Regions from separate parts of the Homo sapiens genome. Here region 2 is linked to region 1. A link is a loop called in an ENCODE intact Hi-C map of the cell type or tissue named here. Cell type or tissue: heart left ventricle. All regions are shown on one strand. Each heading gives the region's core, and the rest is flanking DNA. Links, peaks and the distances in the headings are about the cores only. Region 1 overlaps STX3 (syntaxin 3). Region 2 holds the start of LINC02739 (long intergenic non-protein coding RNA 2739).

Evidence for each region. Hi-C counts contacts between places; a loop is a spot of excess contacts. Peaks named below come from ENCODE experiments on the same cell type or tissue, not always from the same donor. Only the 100,000 strongest peaks of a DNase experiment are listed, where the experiment ranks them.
Region 2: a loop joins it to region 1, with 2.5 times the contacts of the local background. A loop is called at or near these places in 18 of 110 quality-filtered maps.

Annotation. Positions count from the first base shown.
Region 1 is chr11:59,795,054-59,809,981 of GRCh38, forward strand. STX3 (syntaxin 3) reads left to right here. Exons shown (of 11, transcript NM_004177.5): 9 at 319-429; 10 at 2,230-2,343; 11 at 5,802-10,825. The coding sequence ends at 2,313. It overlaps MRPL16 (mitochondrial ribosomal protein L16), which reads right to left. Exons shown (of 4, transcript NM_017840.4): 2 at 14,802-14,867; 3 at 12,648-12,796; 4 at 11,087-11,779. The coding sequence ends at 11,294. Among named protein-coding and RNA genes, the nearest start is that of MRPL16, 8.3 kb to the right of the region's middle. RefSeq lists an enhancer at 7,756-7,805. In heart left ventricle, for the core only: a CTCF peak has its summit at 7,713 (motif pointing left); no DNase peak of the experiment used is centred there; H3K4me3 peaks cover 288 bases; H3K27ac peaks cover 913 bases.
Region 2 is chr11:59,553,099-59,568,026 of GRCh38, forward strand. LINC02739 (long intergenic non-protein coding RNA 2739) reads right to left here and starts at 13,032. Exons shown (of 5, transcript NR_187292.1): 1 at 11,917-13,032; 2 at 9,421-9,486; 3 at 8,038-8,145; 4 at 7,555-7,779; 5 at 7,200-7,468. TRK-TTT3-4 (tRNA-Lys (anticodon TTT) 3-4) reads right to left here and starts at 7,309; the gene lies at 7,237-7,309. LOC102723575 (a long non-coding RNA gene) reads left to right here. Exons shown (of 4, transcript XR_950136.2): 4 at 7,561-7,648. It overlaps TRK-TTT5-1 (tRNA-Lys (anticodon TTT) 5-1), which reads left to right and starts at 3,331; the gene lies at 3,331-3,403. It also overlaps TRF-GAA1-3, TRF-GAA2-1 and the pseudogene RNU7-58P. RefSeq lists silencers at 3,258-3,307, 3,291-3,481, 4,318-4,447 and enhancers at 12,326-12,827, 12,673-12,852, 12,828-13,327. In heart left ventricle, for the core only: no CTCF peak of the experiment used is centred there; a DNase peak (open chromatin) is centred at 7,923; H3K4me3 peaks cover 1,913 bases; H3K27ac peaks cover 1,360 bases.

The sequences.
Region 1 (14,928 bases), core at 3,308-11,307:
AAAAAATAACAAAGGTTGTCTGGGGATATCTCAGAGTATATTTATAGGTAGTTACTAGGTATCTAGATAGTATGTTCTGGATGCCTGGTGGAGTGCTGGTCACAGAGAAGTAGTAAAATTCACTGAATGTTTCTTGAACAAGTGACTGCCACCCCACCACCAAGGACTGTGAATGGGTGTCCTATGGAAGGCCATGCATCAAGGTTTGTGGATGCTCTTCTTGCCACTGAAGATTGTAAGAAAGAGAATCCCTTCCCCGCATTGGCTAGGACTGACCTGAGACGTTTACTTGGTGTGATCAGAGTCTGTTCTTTGCAGGGTGAGATGTTAGATAACATAGAGTTGAATGTCATGCACACAGTGGACCACGTGGAGAAGGCACGAGATGAAACGAAAAAAGCTGTGAAATACCAGAGTCAGGCCCGGAAGGTGAGACTCTCCTGTGGCCTTCAGAGAAGAGAGTCCATTTTGTTTGCTGTGTCTCGCTCTTTCTCTTCCCTCTCCCTGTCTCTGTTTCTGCTGCCACCACCTCTTGCATCTGGGGAAAGGGATCCATGATTGACCGTATTGAGAACAACATGGACCAGTCAGTGGGCTTTGTGGAGCGGGCCGTGGCAGATACCAAAAAGGCTGTCAAGTATCAGAGTGAAGCCCGGAGGGTGAGCACCTTCATCTCAACTGTCCTTCGTCTCAGCTGTCTTACTAGTATCTCTTCTCCCTGGCCACCCCTACCTGTGTTCTTGAGCCCATGCCTCCCTCCCTGTCGTAGCCTCATCAACCCCTCCCTCAGCTTTTCCTAGAGACAAGCTGCCTGCCCTTCCTTCCCAGGTGTGCCTTGCATGGATCTGGCTCACAAGCTATCTCCCCAAAAACCCACACTTGAAAGGCAGTTCTGTAGGATGGATGCATGGCCCAGGTGGTGCTGCTAATCTTCTCCTGGACTTAGCTCATGAGGCTTTCAGATGTTACACTTGACTCCTCTGTTCAGAAACCTTCTCTTCATTGTCTTCCACTCCAGGCGCCCAAGCTCCGCCTCCCTTCTCTTTTTCTCTACCTTGTACCTAGCTCATGCTAACTGCTATCTATACATTATGTCATATCTGATGGAGCACCTGTTATTTCTACTTTATAAATGAGACAGTTGAGGGTCAGGGGCTCAGTAACTGGCTTCAGGCCACCTAGTAAGTAGAGGCACTGGGATTCAAGTTCAGATCCCAATCATTCTGTTTCTACCACACCACTGTATTTGCCCACCCTCTGGTGCCCCTGCCGCTTAAGGACTTCTAGGCTTCTGTGCTCACGACTGTGGTTATCCAGCTCTGGTGGCGTCTGCTTTTTAGACTTCTCTCCTTTGACTGGTTCTCTTGGGCTCTGATATTGTTGTTGTTTAGTTCTTTGTTTTTCATCCAACTTTACCTATTGCTTATGCAGGGATTTAGGGGACTGGGAAGTTATTTTACATGGTGAATCCAGGCTGGGTGGCATTTTCTGATATCCAGGCAGTGTACTGGGTCTGACAGGTAGGAGTATGGGCAAAAGTAGGAAATTAGAACTCTATCAAAAATGCCTTTACATTCCCTCTTAAAATGGAAAAAATCAGTCAGTGACTTTTTATCTTGGCCAACTGCTCCTTAGAGACCCCACGATAGTGGCTCTGATTCTATCTGTCCACATATACAGAACTGCAGTGTGAGCTGAGAGCTGAGAGAGGCCCCATATTTCCCTCTGCTGGCATTCCTAGCCTAGAAGTAATTTAAGAAATTTAAACTGTCCTAGGCTGGGTGTGGTGGTTCACACCTATAATCCCAGAACTTTGGGAGGCCGAGGTGAGAGGATTGCTTGAGCCCAGGAATTTGAGACCAGACTGGGGAACATGGGAAGATCCTGTCTCTACAAAAATAAAGAAAATGAGCTGAGCATGGTGGTGCATGCCTGTAGTCCTATGTACTCAGGAGGCTGAGGCAGGAGGATCACTTGAGCCCAGGAGGTCGAGGCTGCAGTGAGCCATGATCATGCCACTGCACTCTAGCCTGAGTGATAGAGAAAAACCCTGTCTTAAAAATAAATGAAGTATCCTAGAAGGATGTCTGTATGTAGAGATGTAGGCCTCTTACTCAGACTGGTAAGATATTTTCTATGTAGAGGTGACAGGGGTTAGGTTTTGGATGAGTTGTTATTTTTTTGGTTGTTTGTAATAATGATTTGTTTTTGTCTTATTCCTCTCTCCAGAAATTGATAATTATCATTGTGCTAGTAGTTGTGTTGCTGGGCATTTTAGCATTGATTATTGGACTTTCCGTTGGGCTGAATTAAGAGTGGCCTAAGAGGCTGCTGCACTGAAATGTAAGTAAACGAGTGGTTCTTGGGGACTCTGGATTTGGCTCCTCAAGAGGAAATTAGCTTGGGATTTCAAATTCCTCTTCTTTCCCCCTATGATTGTCCTTGGACACACTGAGCTTTCTAAAACTTTCAGTAGCCTGTGGATTCTTTATCTCCTTATAGTTCTATTGGTTTCTGGCTGCAGTACGTGGATGAGCTCTCCGTTTGTTCTTATCCTGTAGATTCTGTCCCCAATCTCTGTCTTGTCGTATTACCACTTCTCCCAGCATACCTGAGCACCCCAGGTGACTCCCCTTACTCAGGAAGCATGCTTCTAAGTTGGGTACATCTCTGTCTTGGATCTGGAGTCTGTCTTCTGAATTCTTACTGATTTTCATGGATGTTGGGCTTTACTTTCTGTATCCTTTTCAATGTAAATGAAACTCTGAATTGGGATTTGGATCTGCAGAGTTTTCTCTGTTGCTGAGTGGTTGGGTCTTAAATGATGATAGTTAACACACTTTTGAGTGTTGTGTTGTACCAGACAATGTACTAAACACCTTATACACATATCATTGAATCCTTACAACATCCTTTGAGACAGATACAGTGTTATGCACATTTTACAGACAAAGAAACTCAGTCAAAGAGAATGTTGAATAACAGGGCCAAGTTCACACAGCTAATAGTGGACCTAGCTTCTCTTTGTAAAAGAAGGTAGCCACTTATCATTAACTATAAAGCCTGGAGAACCTTAGAGGATAGCGATGCTAAAATTTAGACTATTCATTTTCTTGAAAATTTGTTAAAAGTGATAGACTTACCACTGAATCACTGGTTTTTTTTTTTTTTTGAGACGGAGTCTTGCTCTATCTCCCAGCCTGGGGTGCAGTGGCATGATCTCGGCTCACTGCAACCTCCGCCTCCTGGATTCAAGCAATTCTCCTGCCTCAGCCTCCTGAGTAGCTGGGATTACAGGCACATGCCACAGCGCCTAGCTAATTTTTGTATTATTAGTAGAGATGGGGTTTTGCCATGTTGGCCAGAATGCCTTGAACTCCTGACCTCAGGTGATTTGCCCGCCTAAGCTGGGATTACAGGCGTGAGCCACTGCGCCCGGCCTGAATCAAAACAAACAAAAAACGTTTTTGTTGTTGTTGTTTTTTGTTTGTTTCTCATTCTTGTCCCCCAGGCTGGAGTGCAGTGGCGCGATCTCAGCTCACTGCAGCCTCCGCCTCCTGGGTTCAAGCGATTCTCCTGCCTCAGCCTCCCGAGTAGCTGGGATTATAGGTGCCTGCCACCACGCCCGGCTAATTTTTGTATTTTTAGTAGAGACGAGGTTTCACCATGTTGGCCATGCTGGTCTCCTGACCTCAGGTGATCCACCCGCCTCGGCCTCCCAAAGTGCTAGGATTACAGGCGTGAGCCACTGCACCCGGCCTGAATCACGTTTAATAGTAGTGAGCATATCAATCTGGTTATTGGGACTATTAAGACTTTTGTGACTTTAAAACAAACAATTTTTTTTTGTTGTTGAGATTGTGTGTTGCTCTGTCGCCCAGGCTGGAGCGCAGTGGTGCGATCTTAGCTCACTGCAACCTCTGCCTCCCAGGCTCAAGTGATCCTTCCGCCTCAGCCTTCTGAGTAGCTGGGACTATAGGTGTACACCAACACGCCAAGATAACTTTTATATTTTTTGTAGAGATGGAGTTTTGCCATGTCACCCAGGCTGGTCTTGAACTCCTGGACTCAAGCGATCCACTTGCCTTGGCCTCCCAAAGTGCTGGGATTACAGGCATGAGCCACTGCGCCCAGCCAGTGACTTTTAAAATATTTTTCTGAATAAAATATAGCATGCATTGTTAAAAAAAAACCTATAAAATACAGAAAACATAAAACTAATGAACTTTTAATATTATTGCTGATAACCTTGTGGCACGTTCACATACTCAGACATAGTTTTACATAGTTCAGACTATATTATCCAGTTTTGTACCCAGTTAGAAAATTATAAGCATCATTCCACAGCATTAAAATCTCTTTGTAAATCTAATTTTCAATATGAGATTGTGGCCATACTCTCAAATATTTAACATTTTCACAATGTTGGAGGTTTATGTTATTTTGCTGTAGCTAACAGTGTGACTAACCTTATTTAATATTTTTCTCATTTAAATTTTCTCTTTATTACCAACTCATATAAGTTGGAGTACTGAAATAACAGGTATAAACATTTTTAAGACTTGGCACATAATACCATGCCAGTACCCAGAGCTGTGCCTTCCTTTTATATTTGTTTCAGTGTGTCTCTTCTTATTCCTCCTCCTTCCATGTGACCAGGGGATCTAAAAGTCAGCTTATTACAGCATTGAGCATTCAACTTCATCTTGAAAGATAAGCAACAGTGAGATGAACAACCTCTCATAGACAGGTGGTTGGTTGATTTTTTTTTTCCCCTCTTTTTTCTGGCACTTGGAGTCTAGCCCTTGACTTTTTTGTATGTGAACTTTAAATTTTGGTTTGGCTCTGAACAATCTGATTGAAATAGATGTTGAAATTTTAAAAAGATATAAGAGTTGTTATTTTTCCATATCCTTGGATGAAAGATGATATGCAAATTTGTGGTGCCCCTTTCTATTCCTAATTCCAGGACTTCAGAAGGTATATGAATCATTTTTCAGGACGTAACTCCTCAAAGAGGAGCAGACTAATTAATATGTTGTTTTTGGTTGACTAACCCTATCTTTAACCTGCTAAATTGCTGAGCAGTTGTTAAGCTGCTTTTTTTGTAGTGTATTCCATGTTCCCTAACAAAGTCAAGACTGATTGTTGCCTAGGTCTGGACTCTCCTCTTCCTCCATGTCACCCAAGGGAGAGAGGTCTCTGAACAGGAGGGTAGACAGTGTGTTTATATTTCCTAGTAATGTGCCAGCTGCTTGCTCTAAGATCATAGTATCCTCATTTTACAGACGGGGAAAGAGCAATGAAGTTAAGGAACTTGCCCAAGACTACATAGCTCATAAGGTGGAGCAGCCATAATATGACCCCTGAACTTTTTCCATAGGCTTTTCATTGTGTCCTTCTGTTTTCTAAAAGAAAGGCAGCAGGGAGTTCATGAAGATCGAGAACCAGAAAGCAGCTCCTGCAGCCTGTCTTCAGGAGCGGTGTTGCTGTGGGACCTGCAGAGCAGGTGTTTTCACTAGGGATTGTCCCTTCCCACCACGTCCTTCCATGGGTGTGGACAGCCTGTGAGAAGGCTTATAAAAGGCCTAGAGGCTTTTCTATTTTTTTCCCCTCTCACAGTAGGGCTTTTTGTTCTTTGTACAGTGGGATATTTAACTCCAAGTTCTGTCCTGGGTTTGTCTATTTCATAGTGATTTCTGGTCTTTCCTCCCCACCTTCCAGGTTTGTGGCTGACTCCTTCTGTTGCCCTTTGCCTTCTTCCTGTGTACTGATCAGCTCCTCCTTTCCCTGCCTCCTAGAAACTGATTTCACTCCAGACTGGTGTGGCCACCCTTGTCTTCAGATGAGAATGGAGTCTGAATGGCCTTCCTGAGAGCGAGTGCGACCCGTTCCTTTGTTTCCTTGCAACCACCCTTGGACCTGACTCAGCTAACAATCTAGCCCTGGGGGAATGTGATCTACCTGATGCGACCCTGAGTTCTCCCCAGAGCCTCCTCCTGCCCCACCAGCTCTCAAGTACCTTTTCTCCTGGACTGTGTGGACCCACCCAGCTTTCTTCCTCCCTGTTGTGTGTCAGATTATGCCTTGCACTTGGGAAAGCTCTTGTGAGACTCTCCCAAGGTGCTGTATTTTTCTACCTCATGGAGTATTCTCCCAGAAACTGCAATGTATTTTTTTAGGGGAGTATCTTTAACAAAGCAGAATGATTCTTCTAAGTTTGGCAACAAGAAGGCTTGGATCTGAGTCTTCTACCTGGCAGGATGCCAATCCTGTTTGTTGTCCGTATGTCCTGAAAACATGAGGGACTGGCAGATGTCATTTTGGTCTAAAGAGCTGACTTGTTTGAAATTCAGCCTTAAATTAAGCTCTTAGTTGTTCAGCTTGGGGGGCAACTTTGATTTTTCTCTGTGTTGTAGTCTCTCATATTTACTCAAGGAGGGACCAGGATGATACAGTCATCTGAGGTTATGCTTTGCAAAAGGCTGACGGTATGGAATATGTTTCCATGTCTGAGTCTTAGAAACTGGCTGCTCATTGTTAGAAAGTGATGCTTTGTGAGACTATTGTCTTGGGGCCAAAAATAATCAGGGATTTTAAATTGGGCAAGGGACAAGGTGCTAGAATCCTAAGCTCTGGAAATATTTCATGACACTGGTGTATTCACTCATGTGTTCCAGATGTATTCTAATTGTGTATGAAATGTATGTACACATAAGTGTGTGTGTCTCAGGAAGTAGGAAATAAAAATGGAAGCTATTATGACCTCAAAAAAAAAAAGCCAACTTTGAGCTAGGATAAAAATTGGGTAAAGGACATTTGCTTACCTGCAAATGAATCACTGTGGAAATGTGATCTTCCCATATCATCAAGAAACTTGTTTTCTGGATGAATACTGGGAGAATAAAATGAGAACTCTGGAGTGAGCTAAATTGATCCCAATTAAGTTTTTCTGCTTAGCAGACAGAAGGTATAATTTTTTGACACCCTTTCCCACCTGGTGCCTATGCTAGGCTTGTCCTGAGAACATCCCTCAGTAACTTGATATTCACATGACCTACAGGATGTCCCATCTGCAGGGCTGAGTCAGTTGGGGAACACCAGAGGCTACACAGTAGCTCTTCCTGCTACTCGGTTAATGAGCTTGGCAGGTTCTTTGTCTCACTGAATTCTTATCATGGAAACAGCAGCAGCAGCCGCTAGGAAATCTTCAAGTGTAGTGTCTGTGCTAACCCAGTGGTAAATCCCTTAGATCCCCTGCTGGTCTCTGGCAGTCTCCTTGATTTTGGGTACCATGTATATTTTCCGCTTTGACTTTAACGCTTTCTAGGATAGGGTAAGCACCCTTAATTCAGGCACTGTCCATTAGCTTCCTTTGCAAAGGCTACTTATGGCCGGTCACAATCCAGCACTCAGACAGAGCCAAGGCAATATCCTCTTGCCCATGGCTATGATGTCAGACAGTGGATGGGCTCCAGCAACAAGAGACAAAATAACTAAAGGCCTTTGCTCTCCTCTGACATTGAGGCCTGGGGCTTACAGTTTGGAATACAACATGTGAAGGTTTTTGTTGTTGTTTGTATTTTTTAGATGTAAACTTGATTATTTTATTGCTAATTTAAAAATAAAAATGACTTTGTATTGATTGTGAAACGGTTCTGGCTCTGTCTCGATGCAGAAACACAATGATCTGGTGCCACCATGTGGTGATTTTTATTCAGGTTTTAGAATGCAGTTCACACCTTTTTAAGCCATGTGCTGGATCAGATGGTTCAAAAGTGCAATTTTTGAACATGGTTTAACTCCCACAGAATGCAGTGTAACTATGTTTGTGTTTCAGATTTGAGGTGTTCCCCCCAAAAGAATTTGGTTCAGTCCTTGGGAGTATCTGGCTTTAGGAGGAAATGGGGGAGATCTGTCACGATGTTATCTAGAAGGTGGAATGACCATACCAAACATCCTTTTAATCTAACTTGAATGTCTCACCAAAAATAACATTTCTGTTGGCATTCTGGGTCCTAGAAGCCAGATCCATCTCCTTTTTCCTTCTGTTGCTCTCTTCCTTCACACCCTCTTCCATGTCCACATGCACTTATCTCCCTGCAGAATACTTTTTGCGATGATGTTTCTCATGTATTCTTTCTTTCCTTGTCTGGATGAGCAGAAGAAGATCATGATCATGATCTGCTGTATTATCCTTGCGATCATCTTAGCTTCCACCATTGGGAGCATATTTGCCTGAAAAAGGTGAGCCATCTGTGGGGAGGGTCAGACCTTCTTTCACTGACTTGAAACCTTTGTGTCTTGGGGGCACTCTAGGTGCCTTAATCTGGGTGGGATTAGGTGCTAATAATGGTTAGAGAAAACTAAAGAAAGGGATGTTTCAGAGACAGAAAAGTGAGTGAAGAATGAACTGTTAGTAGGTAGTCTGTGGGAGGAGGGGGGAGACAGAAGGTGGCAATCTGTCCTATAACCTGGTGTGGCAGAATGCTTTGTACAGGTGAAGGATAGTGATTCCTGCTAAACAGTTTGAGCCTTGGTATCTGGAAGTGACAAAAAGAACAAGAATTAGTTCTTGCATTAGGTGCATCTTGAACTTTTTGGAAGAGGGCCGGCCACACAGTAAATTCAAATTAAATTTCTTCCCTTTCAAGGTTAATGAAAGTTAACACAGCCTTGTATGTAGTCCTTTACCCCGGGTAAGAGGGATTTGGTGATCCCAGCCACGAACACCATGCTATATAATCTATGATTTTTTTCCTCCATTTTTCTGTTATCTCCCACAGCCCTCACAGATTGATCGACTGGCATTTCTAATCCTCCTTCCACTTCTGTGGTACCATCACTTCTCCACGCAGACTCCTCATCAGCTTCTCCTCTTTCCATTATGAAACTTCTTAAGAAACAGGGCACCAATCAACTACTTATTAAGAATTATGCAAAGAATAAACGTATACAGAATTGGGCGGAGGACAGGGACAGGGAGTACAGATACATAGCTGATTAGGCAGATGGTTTAAAGGAGGACTGCAGGGTAGAGAAGCAAGCAGAGTGGGCGCCTCTTTAGGAAGTGACACAGCCTGCATGTGCAGTATGGCTGTGAAGGGGCAGATATCATAGCACACCTAACTCAACAGGATCTTACTTGAACTGCTGTGAGTTGGTCAAGTCAGGGCACTTCTGCTCTTCAGGCTCCTCTAGGTCACACCTTTGACCACCCTACATCTGTTTCCTCTTTCAGGCTCCAGTAGTAGTCTTAAAAGTGAAGTTTATCTAAGGATAAGCACATGCCTATCTTGCTCACTGCTGTGTCCCCACTTTTTAGCACAGCGCCTGCTGCTTACAGGTACTCAAATATCTGCTGACTTAATTACTTATAATTAAGCTCTTATTTCAGTCATGGACAAATCCTTGGGTTTGACTCCTAAACTCTTTAAGGTACCAATGAGAACGTGGTTTGTTACTGTCAGAGGCTGTGTAAAGCCGCTTGGGAATGGGCTGATCTGCTTATGCAAAAATGCTACCAACCTTTCAAACCCCATTACCACAACATGAAAATTTAAAGTGCTTTTTCTATGGGTGGTGATGGTGGAGTTCTAGCAACAGCCTCTTAATCTGTGGAGAAGATGGCTGGCTCCAGGACTGTGGTTCAATAACGAAATACAGGCCCACAAAATAAAATAGGTTTATAGCATGACTGAACTCACACATCAGTAGAACACTCTGTGAACCATAACAAAGAACAGATAAAGGTGTCAAGTGAGAAAGGTGAAATGAGGTTATCACTCACTTCACCTCTCACCTGATTTGTGTTGCTAGCTGAAACTGCTGGCCAGTAACGTATGTATAAGAAACTGTTATAGGCCGGGCACGGTGGCTCATGCCTGTAATCACAGCACTTTGGGAGGCCAAGGCAGGTGGATCACCAGACTGACCAACATAGTGAAACCCCCTCTCTACAAAAAATACAAAAATTAGCCAGGCATGGTGGCTTGCACCTGTATTCCCAGCTACTTGGGAGGCTGAGGCAGGAGAATTGCTTGAATGCAAGAGGCGGAAGTTGCAGTGAGCCGAGATCGCGCCACTGCACTCCAGCCTGGGCAACAAGAGCTAAATTCCATCTAAAAAAAAAAAAAAAACAAAAAAAAAAAACTGTTCTTAATACTTAATACTGTCCCCAATTCCATTCAAGGTTCAGTTGTGTTCAGCTTTAAAACCAGCTATGTGAATGTGAGTTCTAGTGCAGATTATTTAGTGATTATGTAACTAAAATTGATGAAAAAATCACACTATACAACTGTGAGGAGCACACAACTGCTAAGTTTGTACTTTTGAAAGTAAATTATTCTTTGTTTGATACCTTATTTTTTAAGAAAGTGGGATTAAAAATATTTTGGTCAGTGCTGTTTTCTACCCACCTTCAAAAGCCAATGGTTTGATATTTCTATTAATTTGTGCTTCCTTTAGTTTTAATAGGGGATAGAAGACTGCAGCTGGTTGGGTCTGGAAAACATTAATCTGGGCAAACGGAGCTGGAGCTATGAGGATCTGAGTCCTAGGGGGCCCTCATTCACTAGCAGTAAGAATTTAAGTGGTGCATGGCACATAGCACTGTACTAGATTCTGCAGGGGCACAAACATAGAGCCAAACACTCTCCCTCTTGGAGAATTTCAGACCCAGAAAAGGCCACGCAGTTCTAACTTTTGTCATCGGTTCCTTTTGCTAAAAGGCAAAGGGTATGTTCCTTGCCTATTGTCCAACATACCCCTTCCAAGATTGTGAGAAGATGGGTAGCTGGGCATCAATAAATATTGAATCAATTGACCTATGTACTGTTGTTTTTTTCTTACTCTAAAAATGTGTTTTTAACCTAGTAAAATATCACAGAAACTGGCTCCTGAAGTGTGTACGTATAAAAGGCAGTATAAACATTTAAGTGAGACTCGCATCATAGATGGGGGAATGCAAACATTTGTTTCAGCCTTCATGTTCATCTTACACCCCAGGAGGACCAAGAACTCTTTAGTCATTGAGGCCTATTTCTTAATCTTTTAAGGGATTAAGAATGACCAATGAGAAGTTATATCCTGAAGTGATGTTTAAATTTTATTTAATAAAAATACAGTTTTCTTTTTAAATCAACAAATAACATTGTTTTTCAGAAATCTACTCAAATGCTGCTCCTTAGTTATGGCTTAAGAGCTACCCAAAGACTTCAGTGGGTAGGCTGAGGGGAATAGAAATGCAGAATCCTTCTTTCAGTAGCCTATATACAGTTATCTCCTACACTCACTACACACGTTTGGGCATGTAGAACTTGCCCCAGTATTTCCCCTTGTGGGTCAAGTCATATGGGCTCAGTACTTTCCGTATGCCCAGCATGTTGGCAGTGGCTATTCGCTCAAATGTCCAGGGGTTCTGGTTGTTACGTTCTCTTTCCTCTTGATCTTTTCGCATCTTCTCTAGAGTCCCGCGGCTCACAGCCTTTGCTGCGAAGGGCAACTTGTGGGCAACCTGGTCAAGGAAACCTTGCACTTCTTCAAATTCACAACGCCCACCCATCTCTACAACAAGGCGGCCAGCCTTCACAGGTGTCACGTAGTGGTCAATAGCACCTTTGCCTCCCCCCATGCGATGCCCAACACTTTTGCGAGTGATGGGCTTGAAAGGGGCTGGTACTCGCCATATGGCAAACATGTTCTTGGGGTCCATAGAGCGGTTGATTGTCAGGCGCATCATTTCAAAGTGGCCCCAATGCAGGTAGCCACCACCCAATGCCTAAAAGTGAATGGGAGAATTAGAAACACATGCGGACTTCGACATCATCTATGGGCTCATTATTTTGTCTCTTCTAGTAACTGTGGCTTCAATGATACAATTGAAAATAAAAATCTAAGTTCTAATAAGTCCCATGGAGGAAAAGCCTAGGGTACACAGTAATAGAGTGAAGGGGGACCCATTTCAGTGGAGAGCCAGGAAGGCTTCTTTGAAGAGGTGACATCTAAAGCTAAGACCAGAATAAAAAGAACTAGCCAAGGGAAAAGAGAGGAGTGTGCCAGGCATAAGAAAGGCTTATGTGGAGGCCCTGGCACAGCAGAGGGCTTGGCAAGTTGAACAGAAGCCAATGTGGCTGGAGTAGGGTGAGGAATGGGGAGAGTGGGCAGGAGGTTCTGAGAGGTCAGTGGGGGTGATTATGTAGGCTGCAGGAAGAGGACTTTGGAATATCACTCTGGCTGCCTGGTGGAAAACAAATCCTAGTGCACACCCATTTGTGTGGCTGCTGACATCAAGTCTTCATGGAAGCTACTCAACAAGTAAGGAAACAGCTGTCTTCCACATCCTATATTGTGGATGGTTTTATTTTTACCAGGGCTTGAAAAGATCTCATGATCTGATTATGGGGCACATTAGCTAGCCCCTTCCTTCTGCTTTTACGTTATTTTCACTCTACATTAAAAAAAAAAAAGATATATAACCCAAATGTTTACTGGGTACCCAGTAGCCTCTGTACATACCAGTTTAAAGAGCAACTGGTGGCAGTTCTAATAAAAACTGTGGAGGAAGAGACTAAATTATCTCAAGGAGTATGAGATTTTGTTATTCCCTAGCTTCCATCCCATTGCTGCTCGATGCTGAATTCACTCACCAAGATTGCAAAATTGCCTTCTGTAAACTCCGTAGCTTCAGTGGAAGGTCCCCGTATGTCACTTAAATTTTTAGGTTCTCTTCTTACTTTTGGCACAAGTGGTGCCCTTTCAATAAATCTAAGCTTGGGTTTTTCAGGAATGGAAACATCTAAAAGAAGCACAGACAACCAGGATAAAGTAAAACTATACATCTCAAAAGATCTATTTTCCTAGAAAGATTTATAACAGGTGAAAGTCTTAATTTCTTTCTTCTTCATTTTTTGGTAGAGACAGGGTCTCACTATGTTGCCCAGGTTGGTTTCAAACTCCTGGCCTCAAGTGATTTTCCTGCCTTTACCTCCCAAAGTGTTGGGATTACAAGTGCGAGCCACCATATCCAGCCTGAAAGTCTTAAAGTTACCACTGAACAGTAACTGTAAAGGTATATTACATTTTTGCAGATGCTTTTAGTGACACTGGAATCTTCTGGCTGTGACAGTGGCTAATGCAAATGTTTCTAAAACTTTAAAGATAGCAAAGTTTTATCCTCTGAATCCAAATGCACTTATTAATCACCAACTCTGTGCTTAACACTGTAACAGGGATTGTTTGGAAACCACTAGTTCACTTAATCTTTAAAATAACTTTATAGCCTTGGTATTCTTTCAGGGCTCTCTTTTTAAAAATTTTAAACTTGTCAAAGTTTAACACAGCTATATCAAAGGGCCAAATTAAAAATATACAGCTCAGTGAATTACCAGAAAGTGAACACATGAACACACACCACTATTACCCAGATCAACAAACAGGATATTAGGCAGGTAGTATTTTTAATCTCCATTTTATAGAAGAGGAACCCGAGGGCTAAAAACACTTTATAATCTGGTCTATGCCATCCAGTTCAACAGCAAAGCTACATACCATGTCACAAAAATATATACATATATTTCCCTGCCTCTCTGGATGTTAATGGGGGTAGTGGAAGAATACTATATTGTACATAAAAATATCTAAGTTCTCCAGCTCTGCCACATTCTTGTTGAGAAACTTACAACCTAGGAATCCTTTGATCAATGCTCTTTCTCTCATATATGCAGGGACTTTTCATGCTGAGACCTGCACAGGTCAGTGTGCCAGGTTTTGGTGGGTGGGCAAAACTTCAGGCCAGACATGTGACATCTTCTTTATCATCCTTACTTGACGATTTGGGGAAAAAAGTTAACATACAAATCATTTTTAAAAATTTCTTAAATGAACCAAGTATGGCTTTATAATGGAGACAAATACAAAATAGAAGAGTTTGAGGAAATACCAAATTATTACTATCAGAGTTTCAGAAGCTGCCCCTCAACTTCTATATGTAGCTACAGAGAATCTTAGTAATGCTTTCTTTCACCTACAAGTCAAAATGTACTTTCAAAACGTGGTTTAACAATTCTGTACAGAAGACCCTCAGATGTACAGACCCTATTCATTTTTTTTGAGGGTTCCAGTATATTTCTTTTTTAAAAAGTAAACTAGTTTTACGATATTGTGGCTTAAATTTAACAAATTAAAGCTTTTTCACATATCGTTAGATGACTGCATATATGTAAACTTATTTGGAAAGAACATCAAAAGTTCAGGTTTTTTTTTTCTTTTGAGACAGAGTCTCACTCTGTTGCCCAGGCTGGAGTGCAGTGGCCTCCTGAGTAGCTGGGATTACAGGTGTAAACTACCACGCCCAGCTAATTTTTTGTATTTTTAGTAGAGATGGGGTTTCACCAGGTTGGCAGGCTGGTCTCCAACTCCTGGCCTCAAGTGATCCACCCGCCTCCGCCTCCTAAAGTGCTGTGATTACAGGCGTGAGCCACCATGCCCGCTCAAAAATCCAGATTTCAGGCCAATGACTACTGGCTGAGTGGACCATGGGACACACACCAGTGGGAGGTTTTAGGGGAGCTATCTCATTAGACGCTGCTCCGTAAGAGCAAGGAACTTTTTTGGTTTCCTTTGTCTTTGATTTATTTCTAGTGCTCAGAATATTAGTTGGCAAAACTGTAAGCTCTAAAAACATATTTATTGAAAGAGTGAACGGGGATGGGAAACACGAGAACATTCCTATGTCATCTCCCACCCGCTCCTGGTTTCCATCAGAGAAAAGATTTACGAACAGGAGAAAGACAAGCTCTCACCTTCAAAACTTGGTACTGGGAGCAGTGTCTTTACGCCAGCACTGGCGGGGAGGAGTGCCCAGGAATCTACAAAGACAAATCAAGTTAAACGACGAAGGTAACAGGCCGGGACCCCGATACAACCTGG
Region 2 (14,928 bases), core at 4,701-12,700, 240 kb before region 1:
CACAGCAGAAACATTCTAGGAGGAAAACAGATTCGTTAAACAGGTGTTTAAGGTAGGTTGCAGTGGGCACAGCAACAGAGACAGGCTCAGAGCCCAGTTCCTAACCCTGTCTGGAAAGGATCAAGCAGGGATCTCTGGGGCAACTCCTGAACCCTGTCTGTAAAGATCAGCCAGAACCTTCCACAAAAAAACAAAAAACAAAAAAACAAAAACAAAACCACTGTGGAATGCTAATTGAAATACTAACAGTTCCCTATGTTGTTGTTTGTTTGTTTGTTTTGACACAGAGTCTTGCTCTGCCGCTCAGGCTGAAGTGCAGTGGCGCCATCTCTACTCATTGCACCCTTCAGCTCACCGCAACCTCCGCCTCCCGGATTCAAGCGATTCTCTTGTCCCAGCCTCCCGAGTTGCTAGGATTACCGGCGCGTGCCACCACGCTCGGCTAATTTTTGTATTTTTTTGTAGAGGTGGGATTTCGCCATGTTGGTTAGCCTTCTCTCGAACTCGTGGCCTCAAGCGATTCGCCCGCCTCAGCGTCTCAAAATGTTGGGATTACAGGTGTGAGCCACCGCATCCGGCCTACTTCCCAGTGTTAAGCAGTCCACTACCACACAGTTAACACTTGATACAGTTAAGAGTTTGAGACTTTTGGTCTGTGTTTGGTGCCTATCAAGCTGGTCAGTCCCAGAACAGGAAACGCATCTTCATGCTCTTATTCATTCAAAGCTGTACTCAGTGACCAGTGTTACTCAGTTACTGTACTCAGTAACTCAGTGTACCTGGCACTTTTGTAAGAAGTGGAGGTTCACCGGGCGTGGTGGCTCACGCCTATAATCCCAGCACTTTGGGACACCGAGGCGGGTGGATCGCGAGGTCAGGAGTTCGCGACCAGCCTGGCCAGCATGGTGAAACCCCGTCTCTACTAAAAATACAAAAATTAGCCGGGCATGGTGGCGTGCGCCTTTAATCCTGGCTACTAAGGAGGCCGAGGAAGGAGAATAGCTTGACCTCAGGAGGCGGAGGTTGCAGTGAGCTGAGATTGCGCCACTGCACTCCAGCCTGGGCGACAGAGCGAGACTCCGTCTCAAAAAAAAAAAAAAGAAGAAGAAAAAAAAGAAGTGGAGGTTCAGAGGTTTGGAAAGAAACAGACCAAAGGCTCATAACCCCGTGGGACTGACCTCACGAGACACAGGCACCTCCTTTCCAAGGGGTCTGGTTTTAGTTTTCTTCCTTGAGCCGAGGCTTGCCATCTGATGCCTAGGGATCCACATCTTCATTTGTGAAAACTGCACCTGTCAAATTTGTGATTTTTCAATACCAACAACTCCCATCCAAAACAATGAGGCAAGGAGGGAGTCCCGCAGAGGAGGAAGTGTGTGATTTAACCCTTTTCTTCTGGCTCTTTATAGAAAAACTTCAAAGGAAGCTTTGATCTAAGGTGCCACTTCTGCCATCCCAGAAGCATGGAATATTTTGTTAATAACAAATCATATTTTTCCCAGCACTTTGGGAGGCTGAGGCAGGCGGATCACGTGAAGTCAAGAGTTCCAGACCAGCCTGACCAACATGGTGAAACCCCGTGTCTACTAAAAATACAAAAATTAGCCGGGCATGGTGGCGGGCGCCTGTAGTCCCAGCTACTCAGGAGGCTGAGGCAGGAGAATCGCTTGAACCCGAGAGGAGGAGGTTGCAGTGAGCCGAGGTCGCGCCATTGCACTCCAGCCTGGGCGACAAAAAAAGAAAAAAAAGAAAAAAGAAAGAAAGAAAGAAAGGAAGGAAGGAGAAAGAAAAAGAAAGAAAGAAAGAAAGAAAGAAAGAAAGAAAGAAAGAAAGAAAGAAAGAAAAAAAGAAAGAAAAGAAAGAAAGAAGAAAGAAAAGAAAAGAAAAAGAAAATAGTGAAAACGTCCTCTCACAGGCTTCATTGCCATTCCTCAAAATGTAGCCTTTTTATCAGGTTATTTTCTATCTTTATAGACCTTCCATGTATACGCAAACAAGATTTATATATAATTATATGTATTATTAAAGGATATATGTTTATATATGCTCATATACAGAAATGCTTTAATTTCTTTCTTTTTTTTTTTTTTTTTTTTTTTTTTTTTTGAGACGGAGTCTCTCTCTGTCGCCCAGGCTGGAGTGCAGTGGCTCGATCTCTGCTCACTGCAAGCTCCGCCTCCTGGGTTCACACCATTCTCCTGCCTCAGCCTCCCGAGTAGGTGGGACTACAGGCACCCGCCACCACGCCTGGCTAATTTTTTTTTTTTTTTTTTTTTTGTATTTTTTAGTAGAGACGGGGTTTCACTGTGTTAGCCAAGACAGTCTTGATCTCCTGACCTAATGATCCTCCCGCCTCGGCCTCCCAAAGTGCTGGGATTACAGGCGTGAGCCACAATGCCCAGCTTAATTCTCTTTCAAGGGATCCAATGCTTTAAGAAATGAGATGGCAAAGAAGTTATGAAGAAACAGGTCGAATTATAGAATTGACTAATTAGGTACGTCTGGGACACAGCTACCAAGGTAACAGACTCCCTAAAAAGATAAAATCCAGCCTGTAGCTTGCCTGATCAAAATCTTTCAATGGATGCTTTAGCTAAATGGTCAGATGCCCAAGGTTAGTAAATATCATCATTTTCCATTTGCTCTTCCCTCGGCTAGAAACCTCTTTCCAAGTCTTCAGGTGCCCAGTCGCTATCCACAGCTCGGTTCAGGCATCATCACTCCCTGGAAAACTTGGCTCTTAATTCGGGTGCCGACCAAGTCCTCCGGGGTCCGCAAAGGCTGGCATCCCACCACCAACGCGCGTGACTAGGGTCTTCTGTTTTGCGCGTCTTCCAGTTCCACTGAGGGCCGAGACTTTGTCTTTGCGGCCCCAGTACTTGCTTAGTTCCGAGAGTGCGGTTTGCACTCAGTAAGTAGCCACTTACTGAGTCCAATCGATTATTGGAAACCTAATTTTTCATCACTGCTTCTCCCACAAGAAGCTCTAGGACTGACTCCTCAAAGACCAAAACTGGAATTAGCAATCCCGCTGTTTACCCGGAGGCCCGGTCAAATGTCTTAAATCTGGGAGGATTCCTCCTGGGAAATTCCAGTAAGGGCGCGGAGCAGGTCAGGAAGGAGGTTACTTTTTGGGTCTTTATCGTCTATGATGGGAGAAAAGGAGAAATGAAGACTCGATTTTGCTGAACGCCTGCTCATTGTCAATTTTGCCGGTTCATCTCTCAAGAAATCAGCAAAAAGACTCAGAATTGTAATCGCGAAGGGAAAGAATGCGGCCACGTGGCCTATTTTCCTGTGGATAGACTAAGCAAACGCTTTTCTTCAGGGGCCCGGATAGCTCAGTCGGTAGAGCATCAGACTTTTAATCTGAGGGTCCGGGGTTCAAGTCCCTGTTCGGGCGGATGCTGTTTTAGTTTCCAATAAAATGGATTTGGGCGAGGCTGAGAGAAAGGAACGTTATGTGAAACCCGCTTGGGGTGCCTCCTCCTTGAGGGAAACCAGAACTTGCTAGTGGGTTCTTACCGGAAGAAGTGAAACGTGTGGAAAATGCCAAGAAACTTTATCTTCCAATAGCAGGCTTTTCTTTTCCAACCTTTATACGTTGCTTTGTCTTAGGATATTTTTTCTTTTAAATTGTATTTTATATTCAAAACAGATCAATAAACACATCGTCAGAGTCACAATTAGTAATATTCTTGGCAAGAATTGTGCAGCTTTTGGCACCGAGGAATGTTTTCAGGCACTTTTTATTAAAAGTGCGATGAGGAAACTGAGACTCAAGAAATATTTCAGATGAAGACACGTAAAGACGCAAGATTCCTACATCTCCAACTGGACGCAGTCCTTCACCAGATTCTTAATGCTCTGGTGGGCCCCTGACTTGTGTCTCTTGCGGTAAAGACTAATGCTTTTGAACACTGTCCTCATGTCTGTCGTCGATGAAAAAACGTGCAGCCCCAGAGAGCTGACTATACTGGTGATCAAACCCAAGACCTTCCGCCTGTGGAACAGGCGTGTTGGCCACCTCAATAACAAATCTTGTGCCACGTATTGCCATTTAACATCCAGTAGTATAAATAGGGTGATTACGGAACTGGGAAGAAATCATTCTACGACTTCTGATTCCTTTGAGAGGCTTAAGTTCATCATGCATCCTCATAATGACTTTGACTTCTGATTTCTCGAGCTTATTCTTTGCATCCTTATAATACCTTACTAAATACTTCGTCTCATTAGTTTCTGCCCGCCTAAGAGACAAGGAGAACAGCCGTCTCTGGGTGTGTATGGCGTAGGTGCAAACGTGCAAGGGTACTGGGGAGAGAGGCGAGCCTCCAGAGAGGCTAAGAAGTGGACCGTAGCCCTGTCTGTTCAAAGGGGTTGAGCCAACAAAAGGTCTGCCGAAACCCGGGATCGAACCAGGGACCTTTAGATCTTCAGTCTAACGCTCTCCCAACTGAGCTATTTCGGCGAAGACATGAGACAGTCCCGCCCTGTCAAGGAAATTTAAAAGAAAAAAAAAAACCGGGCGTGGTGGCTCATGTCTGTAATGCCAGCGCTTTGGGAGCCCGAGGCGGGTGGATTACCTGAACTCGGGAGTTCGAGACCAGCCTGGCCAATATGGTGAAACCCCGTCTCTACTAAAAATACAAAAAAAATTAGCCGGGCGTGGTAGCGAGCCCCTGTAATCCCAGCTACTTAGGAGGCTGAGGCGGGAGCATCGCTTGAACCTGGGAGGCGGAGGTTGCAGTGAGCCGAGATGGCGCCATTGCACTCCAGCCTGGGCGACAAGAGCGAAACTCCGTCTCAAATAATAATAATAACAATAATAATAATCCTGTTTCCTCCCACTTCCAGGCTTTTAGTTCTTCATTTCACCTTCCAAACTGTATTATTTTTAGCCCTGAGGTTTTAAGAGCAATCAGTAAGAAAATTAATTCCTTTCATGTGAGGAAACTTTCCCGTTCTGCCTTTTCCCAGGCCACATTGTGTTGTCTTCCTCATGCTTTCTCTCTTCCCAGGGCCCTAATAAGAGTAAGAACCGCCGCTTTCTAAGAACCTACTGTGTGTCCAGCAGGGATCTACAGCATTGCATTCAATTCCGTCCTCCCCCACGCCTGCCTTTAATTGATATGATAATATACAAATTTTTTAATGAATAACAAATGTGCCACCAATCACCTAGAACTATTAGGGAGGCTCCAAAGCATCAAAGGCTAAACTAAACACCATGGCTGGAGAGGGAATGAACTGGAGGAGGGAAAGGAGGAAAGACTGGGGGGACCCAGAGCTCTCCACCCTTGTCCTCTCGCTCCAGCCTGGTCTGTTCTTGCTCATTCAGAAACTGGTTGGAGTAAAAAGATTCCCCTTTTCAAGATCGCCAAAAGTGGAACTGATCGCTTTCGAAGGGACTCCTTCAGGAAGAAGGAGAAAAATTCGAGAAACTTACCTGTTTCTCTCCCTGGAATGCCTTCTGAACCCTGAGATTTACTTTCCTCAATAAAGAAGCTCGCCTCGCCCACCCAGCCCACTCTTCCTAGGAGCAGCGAGGATCGCTGTCCCTCCAGCACATACTAGTCAACTCGAGTCATCTGAATATGGGCATATTGGGCACATATTTCTTTGTAATGGTTCCTCTCCTATTACAATATGTATCTGTTGTTTCATCGTTAGATTGAAAGCTCTTTAAGAATTATGGTAACAGTGTTACAGCTCTTTCAGAATTTGTTTAGCAGGTTTTCTGGTTTTCACAGGAAAATAAAATAAAAACAATAATTATAATAATGGCTACCGTGTTTTGAATGCTTGCTTTTAGGCTATTAAGCACAGTACATGCATTGGTATCCCATTTAATTATCACAAGCTTATGAGATGGAAGCTATTATTATTCCCTTTCTCCTGGGGAAACTGAGCTTTAGAGAGCGGGAGGTAATGCTGGGATCTGTGTGGACCACGGTAGAGCATTCCTGTGGGCAGGGTGAAGGCCCTGCCTCACGATTGGGTGCTGTCGCCATCCTGGCCTTTCCCCACTAATCAGGACTCACTGGGCACCACAGTCCACCAGCTAAGAGGGCAGCCTCTTACACGTTCAGCCCACATCCCCATCCTGTCAATGAGGAGATCAAGACCGACTTTCTTCTGTTGCCTGGCTGAAGCCAGGAAGGCTCCATCATTAGCCAAGCAAGGGATGCAACCGGTCCCTTCACTTCACAGGGAAATTAGCTCACCTTGATGACCTTACATTCTAAAAACCGCTGCAGAAGCCGATGTTTCCCCACACCCCGCCTTTTTTTTTCTTTGAGACAGAGTCTCGCACTGTCGCCCGCGCTGGAGTGCAGTGGCGCGATCTCGGCTCACTGCAACCTCCGCCTTCCGGGTTCAAGCTATTCTCCTTCCTCAGCCTCCCGAGTAGCTGGGATTACAGGCGCCGGCCACCACGCCCAGCTAATTGTTTTTGTATTTTTACTACAGATGGCGCTTCACCATGTTGGCCAGGCTGGTCTCGAACTTCTGACCTTGTGATTCGCCCGCCTCGGTCTCCCAAAGCGCTAAGATCGCCTGTTTACCTTTTTAATTTGTAGTAGGGGAGCACTAACATTTCATTTTTCCCATTTCAGTCCCTTGAATACGCTCTCTCTTAATACACACCCTCTTCCTCCCACCAACAGAAGCTGCTGTCTCCACCTCAACTTCTTCCTTTGTTCAGATCACACTTTTGAGAGGGGAGTCAGGGGTGGATTTGACCTGGTTTAATGAGGGGAACGGCTCAGTTTGGGGCTTCAGTTTCTAGATGATCATCACTTCCTTTTTATAGTGCAGAAAACTCTTTCCTAAGGTAGTAAGGAGGGCTGGGAAGGTACAGGATCCCAGCCATATTCCTCAGGCACCCAATCGGAGAGAACCCAAGAGGGAGGGTCAGCAGGAGCCATCACAGGGGAGCGAAGAGAGGCTGTCACTGTGGCGGCCTGGTCCTTTGATATATCCGCTGTTGGGATACAGCAGCCCGGCTGGTGGCTACAGAATAATCTGCCTATTACAGCCCCCAAAGTGATGGATTAGAAGTTTCCCGTATACCTCTGCACAAAGGCCTATCCCCATAGAGGGCTTACCCTCCGAGAAGTGTTTGGGGTCGCAGTTTACACAATCCAGGACTTTATTCCCTTCTTTTGCAGTGTGTTAACAAACAAAAGATCCTAAAATTGGTTCTTACTCTTTTAATGAGGAAAAAAAAGATACCGCCCGAACAGGGACTTGAACCCTGGACCCTCAGATTAAAAGTCTGATGCTCTACCGACTGAGCTATCCGGGCTCACGGTAGTAACGTTGCTTCCATTAATGAAGACTCTGTTACCATTATGCCGTGAACTAACAGGCAAGGTGCAAGGTGGTGAACGAGTTCCTGGGCTCTTCTTTTGTGTGTGATCCAATCCAATTCCGATGCAGAAATCCGGCGAGGGCTGGGAGGAGGCTAAGTCGGGCGTGGGGAGGAAGGGTGATTAGCTTGTTCTTTGGCAGCTGAATACACATTCGTTAAATAAAGCAAGTTCTCCTTACATTTAGAGACTGCGTGGCAAACGTGAATCCTCAGTTCTGCAAAACCGCGCAGGGGAGAGAAAAAGCCGCCCACGAATTGAACTGTCTGCACCGCCTACGCGTGTCTTAGCCCTGAACCCAAAGCGCATCCAGTTGGAAACCACAGTTCAGTGGTTAAAGACATCAGGCTGCCCCTTCCGAGGAGACGCCACTTCGTGATTCCTTGCCTCCATCCCAGGTGCCCACCTCAAAAAAGTAGCGCGAAGCAGATTAGCTGAAAAGAGATGACGGGTGGTAGCCGTAGCTCGCCGGCGATCCGGTGAGCGCGCCCCGGACCCACCCCGCCCCCACAGCCCCGACTTCGACGCACGCGCAGCTCCGTCTCAGCTCGCTAGCCGACCCGCCCCTCCCACTTCTCCCCTGTACACGCAGCTGTTTTCTTCTGACAGATCCCATCAAGAACTTTCAGTCCTCTAGGCCTCGCACGTGCTGTCCCATCAATACCTGAAATGTCACCTTCCTTTCAACTCCTTTCCCCTCGTTACCTCCAAGCACCTATAGAGAAGGAAAAATAATCTTCCTTCTACCAGTTTGAGTTCTCAGCTGGGACTCCTGTAACAACAGACAGAATGAAGAGAAAAACAAGTGTATTAACATGTGCATTTCATATATACATGGGACATACCCAGGGAATGAGTAATTCTAAAGGTGTGGCTGAGAACTCCATTTTATACAGCATCGTCAACAAAGAACAATACGTTTTTGGAGAAGTGACAACACAAAGGAAAAGGACCTTAAAGGCTGGGCGCGGTGGCTCACGCCTGTAATCCCAGTACTTTGCGAGGCCGAGGTGGGCGGATCACCTGAGGTCAGGAGTTCGAGACCAGCCTGACCAACATGTGGTGAAACCTCGTCTCTACTAAAAATACAAAAATTAGCCGGGCGTGGTGGCGCGCGCCTGTAATCCCAGCTACTCAGGAGGCTGAGGCAGGAGAATCGCTTGAACTCGGAGGCAGAGGTTGCAGTGAGCCGAGATCGCGCCACTGCACTCCAGCCTGCGCGACAGAGCGAGACTCTGTCCCAAAAAAAACAAAAAAAAAGAAAGCAAAAAGAAAGGACCTCGGGTCTCCAGGGACAGCAAATTGTGGGAAAGCAAATATATGGGAAATTAATGTTAGATAAAGGCAGGTTCCTAAAGCTTGTTAAATGTACTTCTGTGGTCCCCTCTGTTCACGTCTCCAAGCTGTTAAGGACCTAAAGTTGTCTTAGGTTATCAACCTTTGTCCTTCCTGGTAGAGAAAGGAGGAGGAACGACTTTGTAAATGTATATCCTGCTTTTAGGCAGATAGGGGGAGGCTATGGAGCTTTATTTTAATCAGCTTCTTCCCAATTGCCTTTAGCGCAAAATAATCCTTAGGCCGGAGTGGCATATTTTCGGGTGGTATATACTTCTACCCTTTACACCTTTGAGAATGCAGCTTGGCCAAAGCAGTAGTTCACGCCTGTAATTCCAGCGCTTTGGAGGCCGAGGCGGGCCAATCACTTGAGGTCAGGAGTTTGAGACTAGCCTGGCCAACATGGTGAAACCTGGTCTCTACCAAAAAATACAAAAATAGCCAAGTGCGGTGGCGCACACCCGTAGTCCCAGCTACTCGGGAGGCTGAGGCAGGAGAATCGCTGGAACCCAGGAAACAGAGGTTGCAGTGAGCCGAGATGGCTTTTAATCAATGCTTTAATAGAGAAATATGCAAGACCTTTGGTAACCCAGAGAAATCACTAGAAGGAAGGCAGAGTAGCACCTGGCAGGGGGTAAGGCATTAGAACTGTGCCTTGAAAGGTGAGTAGGAGTGTGCAGGCATGCAGGAAATGTGATTCAGCCAGAAATACCGTGTCTTCTTCTCTGAGCTTGAATTCCAAATGCTTCTCACCAGGATTCCCCCTCTCCTCTTCAGGCTGAAAACAGACAGGGCTTGCCTTTTTAGGGCAAAGGCTAGGCCCAACATTTCCTAGGAATATGCCTCCCACTTTTGGTCCCAAGGTGGTTGGCTTTTGCTCAGAACAATAGTAACAATCTCATTCTTCACTCTTACCTGTGTGTATAAGTAACACTTTAAAGCATGCTGTCAGGTTCTCCAAAGAAACAGAACCAGTAGGACAGAGACAGATAGAAACAGAGGTAGAGAAAGATTATTTTAAGAGCTCGGTTCACACATTGTGGGGGTCAGCAAACCCAAAACCTGTAGGGCAGACTAACGGTTTGAAAATTCAGATAAGAGTTAAGGTTGCCATCTTGAGTTTAAATTCAGCAGGGCAGGCCAGGTGCTGTGGTTCATGCCTGTAATCCCAACACTTTGGGAGACTGAGGCGGGTGGATGACCTGAGGTCAGGAGTTCCAGACCAGCCTGGCCAACACGGTAAAACCCCGTCTCTACTAAAAATACAAAAATTAGCCAGGCGTGGTGGTGCACACCTGTAGTCAAGCTACTTGGGAGGCTGAGGCAGGAGAATCTCTGGAACCCAGGAGGCAGAGGTTGCAGTGAGCCCAGATGGCGCCACTGCACTCCAGTCTGGGTGACAGACCAGGACTCCCTCTCAAAAAATTAAATAAATAAATAAATAAATAAATAAATAAATAAATAAATTCAGCAGGGCAGTAAGCTGGAGACTCAGGAAGGCAGGTTTTCTATACCAAAGTTTTTTTTGTTTGTTTGTTTTTGTTTGAGATGGAGTCTTGCTCTGTTGTCCAGGCTGGAGTGGAGTGGCTCAATCTTGGCTCACTGCAACCTCCGCCTCCCAGGTTCAAGCAATTCTCCTGTCTCAGCCTCCCAAGTAGCTAGGATTACAGGCATGCGCCACCATGCCTGGCTAATTTTTGTATTTTTAACAGAGATGGGGTTTCACCATGTTGGCCAGGCTGGTCTGCAACTCCTGACCTCAGGTGATCTGCCCGTCTCGGCCTCCCAAAATGCTGGGATTACAGGCGTAAGCCACCGCGCCTGGCCTATAGCAAAGTTTTTAGGAGAATTCCTTCTTCTTCAGAAACTCCAGTCTTTGCTCTTAAAGGCTTCAGCTGATTTAATGAGGCACATTATAAAGGGTGATCTTCTTTACCTGGAGTCTACTGATTTAAACGTTAATCACATGTAAAAAATACCTTCATTGCCAGGGGCTGTGACTCATACCTGTAGTCTCAGCACTTTGAAAGGCCGAGGCAGGCAGATCGCTTGAGCTCCAGAGTTCGAGACCAGCCTGGGCAACATGGCGACACCCCGTCTCTATAAATACAAAAAATTAACCGGACGTGATGCTGCGTACCTGTGGTCCCAGCTACTAGGGAGGCTGAGGCCAAAGAATGACTTGAGGCCCAGGAGGTTGAGGCTGCAGTGAACTGTGATGGTGCCACTGCACCCCACCCCTGGGCAACAGAACAAGACCCTGTCTCAAAAGAAACAAACCAAAAACACCTTCCTAGTAACATCTAGAATGGCGTTCGACCAAACCTCATGAAAAGTTTAATTCTCTAGTCTATTAGATGATCAGTTGGGGTTTCTTCTTATTGATCACCATTGGACTTTCAAGAGCCCCTCATCAAAATACATCTTTCCACCCAAGAACTCAACGATTTTGGGGCTGAAGCCCCATATCAGCTAGCATATTGGCAAACATTAACAGAAAGAGGAGAGGGGTATAAATAGGCCTAAAAACCATATGGCTGGCTTCATTTTGCCTTTTACCACACTGCGAGTTCTTAGAATGTGACACATGGATCTCCTTCCTCTCCCTCCATGGTCCAGCCTGACTAAAAAGAAGGCACTCCCTAAGTGTGTTTTTCCATTGCCTTGCCTTGAGTGGAGTGGCTCATCTTTTTTTTTTTTTTTTTTTTTTTTTTTTTTTGAGACGGAATTTCGCTCTTGTTGTCCTGGCTGCAGTGCAATGGTGTAATCTCCGCTCACGGCAACCTCTGCCTCCTGGGTTCAAGCGATTCTCCTGCCTCAGCCTCCCGAGTAGCTGGGATGACAGGCGTGCGCCACCACGCACGGTTAATTTTGTATTTTTAGTAGAGACGGGATTTCTCCATTTTGGTCAGGCTGGTCTTGAACTCCCAACCTCAGGTGATCCGCCCGCCTCAGCCTCCCAAAGTGCTGGGATTACAGGCGTGAGCCACTATGCCCGGCTGTGGTTCATCATCTTAATGAGGCTTTCTACTGAAATTCAATCCATATCCTCCGAGTTCCACTGACCTCCGCCCCCATGCCAGACAAGCATGGACAACTCTGGAAGCCTAGAAACTGGTGGATGGCCGATTCCCGGGGTGTTTCCTAGTGATCTCTGCCAGGAGCTTCTCTGTTGGTGCTGATAACAAATTAGCCAATGGATACAAACCTGTTTTGTAAACTGCCAGGTGTTGAAGATCAAACGGTGTCCTCTGAAATTCAGTTCTTCCTGCATACAGCGTCTGGATATCTTTGCTGGGGTGGGGAAGGTGGTGCATAGGGTTCAGAGGGGTGCAAGGATATGATGTACAAGTGACTTGCAATTTGGAAAATAAAAATACAGGGTGTCCAGTTAAATCCAATTTCACAGAAACAACAAATATGTACTTTGTATATTCCATGCAATATTTGGGACATGTTTATACTAAAAAGTATTTGTTGTTTCTCTGAAATTCAAATTTTGGCCGGGTTCAGTGGCTCGTGCCTGTAATCCCAACACTTTGGGAGGCTGAGGCAGGAGGATGACCTGAGGTCAGGAGTTCGGGACCAGCCTGGCCAACATGGTGAAACCCTGTCTCTACTAAAAATACAAAAATTAGCCGGGCACCTGTAATCCCAGCTACTCCGGAGGCTGAGGCAGGAGAATCACTTGAACCCGGGAGGCGGAGGTTACAGTCAGCCGAGATCACGCCACTGCACTCCAGCATGGGAGCAAGACTCCATCTTAAAAAAAGAAAAAAGAAAAGAAAAGGAAAAAGAAAAAAAAGGAAATTAATTGGACGTCCTGTATTTGGTCTTCTAACCCTAGTGTAGATTTAAACTAGAAAGGGCTTCCGATCTCTGTCTCCCGCCCCACCTAAGAGCTGTTCTAGGGTCCTTGTTATTGTTTTTGTTTTCTTTTTTAAAGACAGAGTTTCACCGTGTTGGCCAGGCTGGTCTCGAACTCATGACCTCAAGTAATCCGTCCGCCTCGACTTCCCAAAATGCTGGGATTACAGGCGTGAGCCACCGCGCCCGGCCCCGGTCCTTGTTACGGTTTAAAAAGCTGGACAAAGCCCGTGCGCCGAACGCTTTCGAGGACTTCTTTGGCCAAGAGGGGGCCCGGGCTGTCACCATTCCCGGCAAGCCCGCGACCAAGCAGGCAGCGGAGGCGGCGCAGGCCGAGAGCTCCCGCCCCTCTGACAGTGAGAGAAGGGTCGCAGCGCCCACGGCTGCCTAGAACCCGAAAGAAGAGGAGCGGGGTGCGGGGACACAGGGTTGCTCAAGAAAGTGAGCTATGCGCAGTGCTCCGGAAGAGCTTGTCTCAAACCAGGTCCCAAGTGAGGGCAGAGGCGTAACTTCGTACTGGGCAGTTTAAAAGGTAAGACATATGTCCCCAGTATCCTCCCTCCCAGGGGAAAATGACGATAAGGTTTCCCTTAACTGCCCCAGCCCGCGTGAGAACCCACAGGGTGTTGACCCTGTTAACTGCAGAAAGACCCTGTTAACTGCAGAAATCACATGTAGTGATGACTAACGCCTAAAACGGAAGCGCTGCCGAAACCCGGGATTGAACCAGGGACCTTTAGATCTTCAGTCTAACGCTCTCCCAACTGAGCTATTTCGGCTGCCGTGGAAGACGTTTTTCTTTTTTTCTACATAATTATAATAAAATAGTATTTGTTCCGTGGTAACAAAGATCATATGGATTCAGCTAGAGGTAGGCATTTTACAAATGTTACAAAGGTGATAAGGCAAGGCCCTTGTTTACAAACTGAAGTGATAAATCACTTTTCTCAGGGTTTTTTGTTGTTGTTGTTGTTTTAAGTTCCCTGCAATTTGCTTTTTTCATTTAAAAACATATTATGGACTTTTTTCATGGCAGTTATGTAGACCTATCATACTTTTTAATCCACGTTCGCCAGTATTGGATTGTATGGTTATAACATAATCTATGTAATCAAACTGACAACTATCAGCTTTTTTACCTTTTTCTATATCTCATTATTAAAAACAATACTGCCATAAATTTTTAAAATATACTTGTTTTTCTTGTGCAAAGGCAGATTTTGCAAGGTAGATATATATAAACATTGTGATTTTTACAGATATCTTCAGATTGAAATCCAGGATATATAGAAGAGGTAAGGAAGGCCATTTGTAAAGGCTTCAAATGTAGACTTTCAATGCTACCTCCACATGAGGTAAACATAGAGTCACTGTACAGTATTTGTTAAAAGCATTGATTTGCTAAACCTAGCATTAAAAATATACCTCAATTTTTGGAATACCATCTTGGCATTTTTCATTTTTAAATATATATAGTCAAAAAAAAGAATTAAGTCAGGCTTCCCTCAAACTCTAAGAAGCAAGTTGTGGTTTAATAATATCTCTAATATGCTGATTTTATTCCTCCTCCACCTCCCATTTCATAATTTTCATCTCTTGCATTTATTCACTGAAAAATGTTTTAGCCAGATGCGGTGTCTCTGGGAGGCCAAGGCAGGCGGATCACCTGAGGTCGGGAGTTCAAGACCAGCCTGACCAACATGGAGAAACCCCGTCTCTACTAAAAATACAAAATTAGCCGGGCGTGGTGGTGCACGCCTGTAATTCCAGCTGCTCGGGAGGCTGAAGCAGGAGACTCCCTTGAACCAGGGAGGTGGAGGTTGCAGTGGGCCGAGATTGCGCCATTGCACTCCAGCCTGAGCAACAACAGCAAAACTCCGTCTCAAAAAAAAAAAAGTTTTATATAAACTCCATAAGGCTGTTAGAATAATTCAATGCTTTGTATTCACTTGCTTCATAAATAAGGAGCCAGCATGGACTCATTACAATTTGAAATAAAAGCGCCATGACCTTAGTTTAGAATTTATAAACAATAGGCTTAAAATGGAGGATGAGTATAGACTGTCATTCTCAAGAAAGATTAAGAGTACATCTGAAATGAGATGTTTGTGGCTGTCACGCCTAAACTAGGTGACTTTACAGTTTTTTCAGACTCAAGAGCCTATCATTTGTTTAGCTTAAATTTCACCCTTTTGGTTTCCCTTGGTAGTTGAAGTACGAAAAATTCTAAAATGACCCACAAAACACCCTCCCAGCCCCACAAAACCCTGCATAATCCCTGGGACTATGAAATTCATCATATTAATTTATAACCTGTTATTAGGTGATATTATATAGTACAGGTTACTCTAAA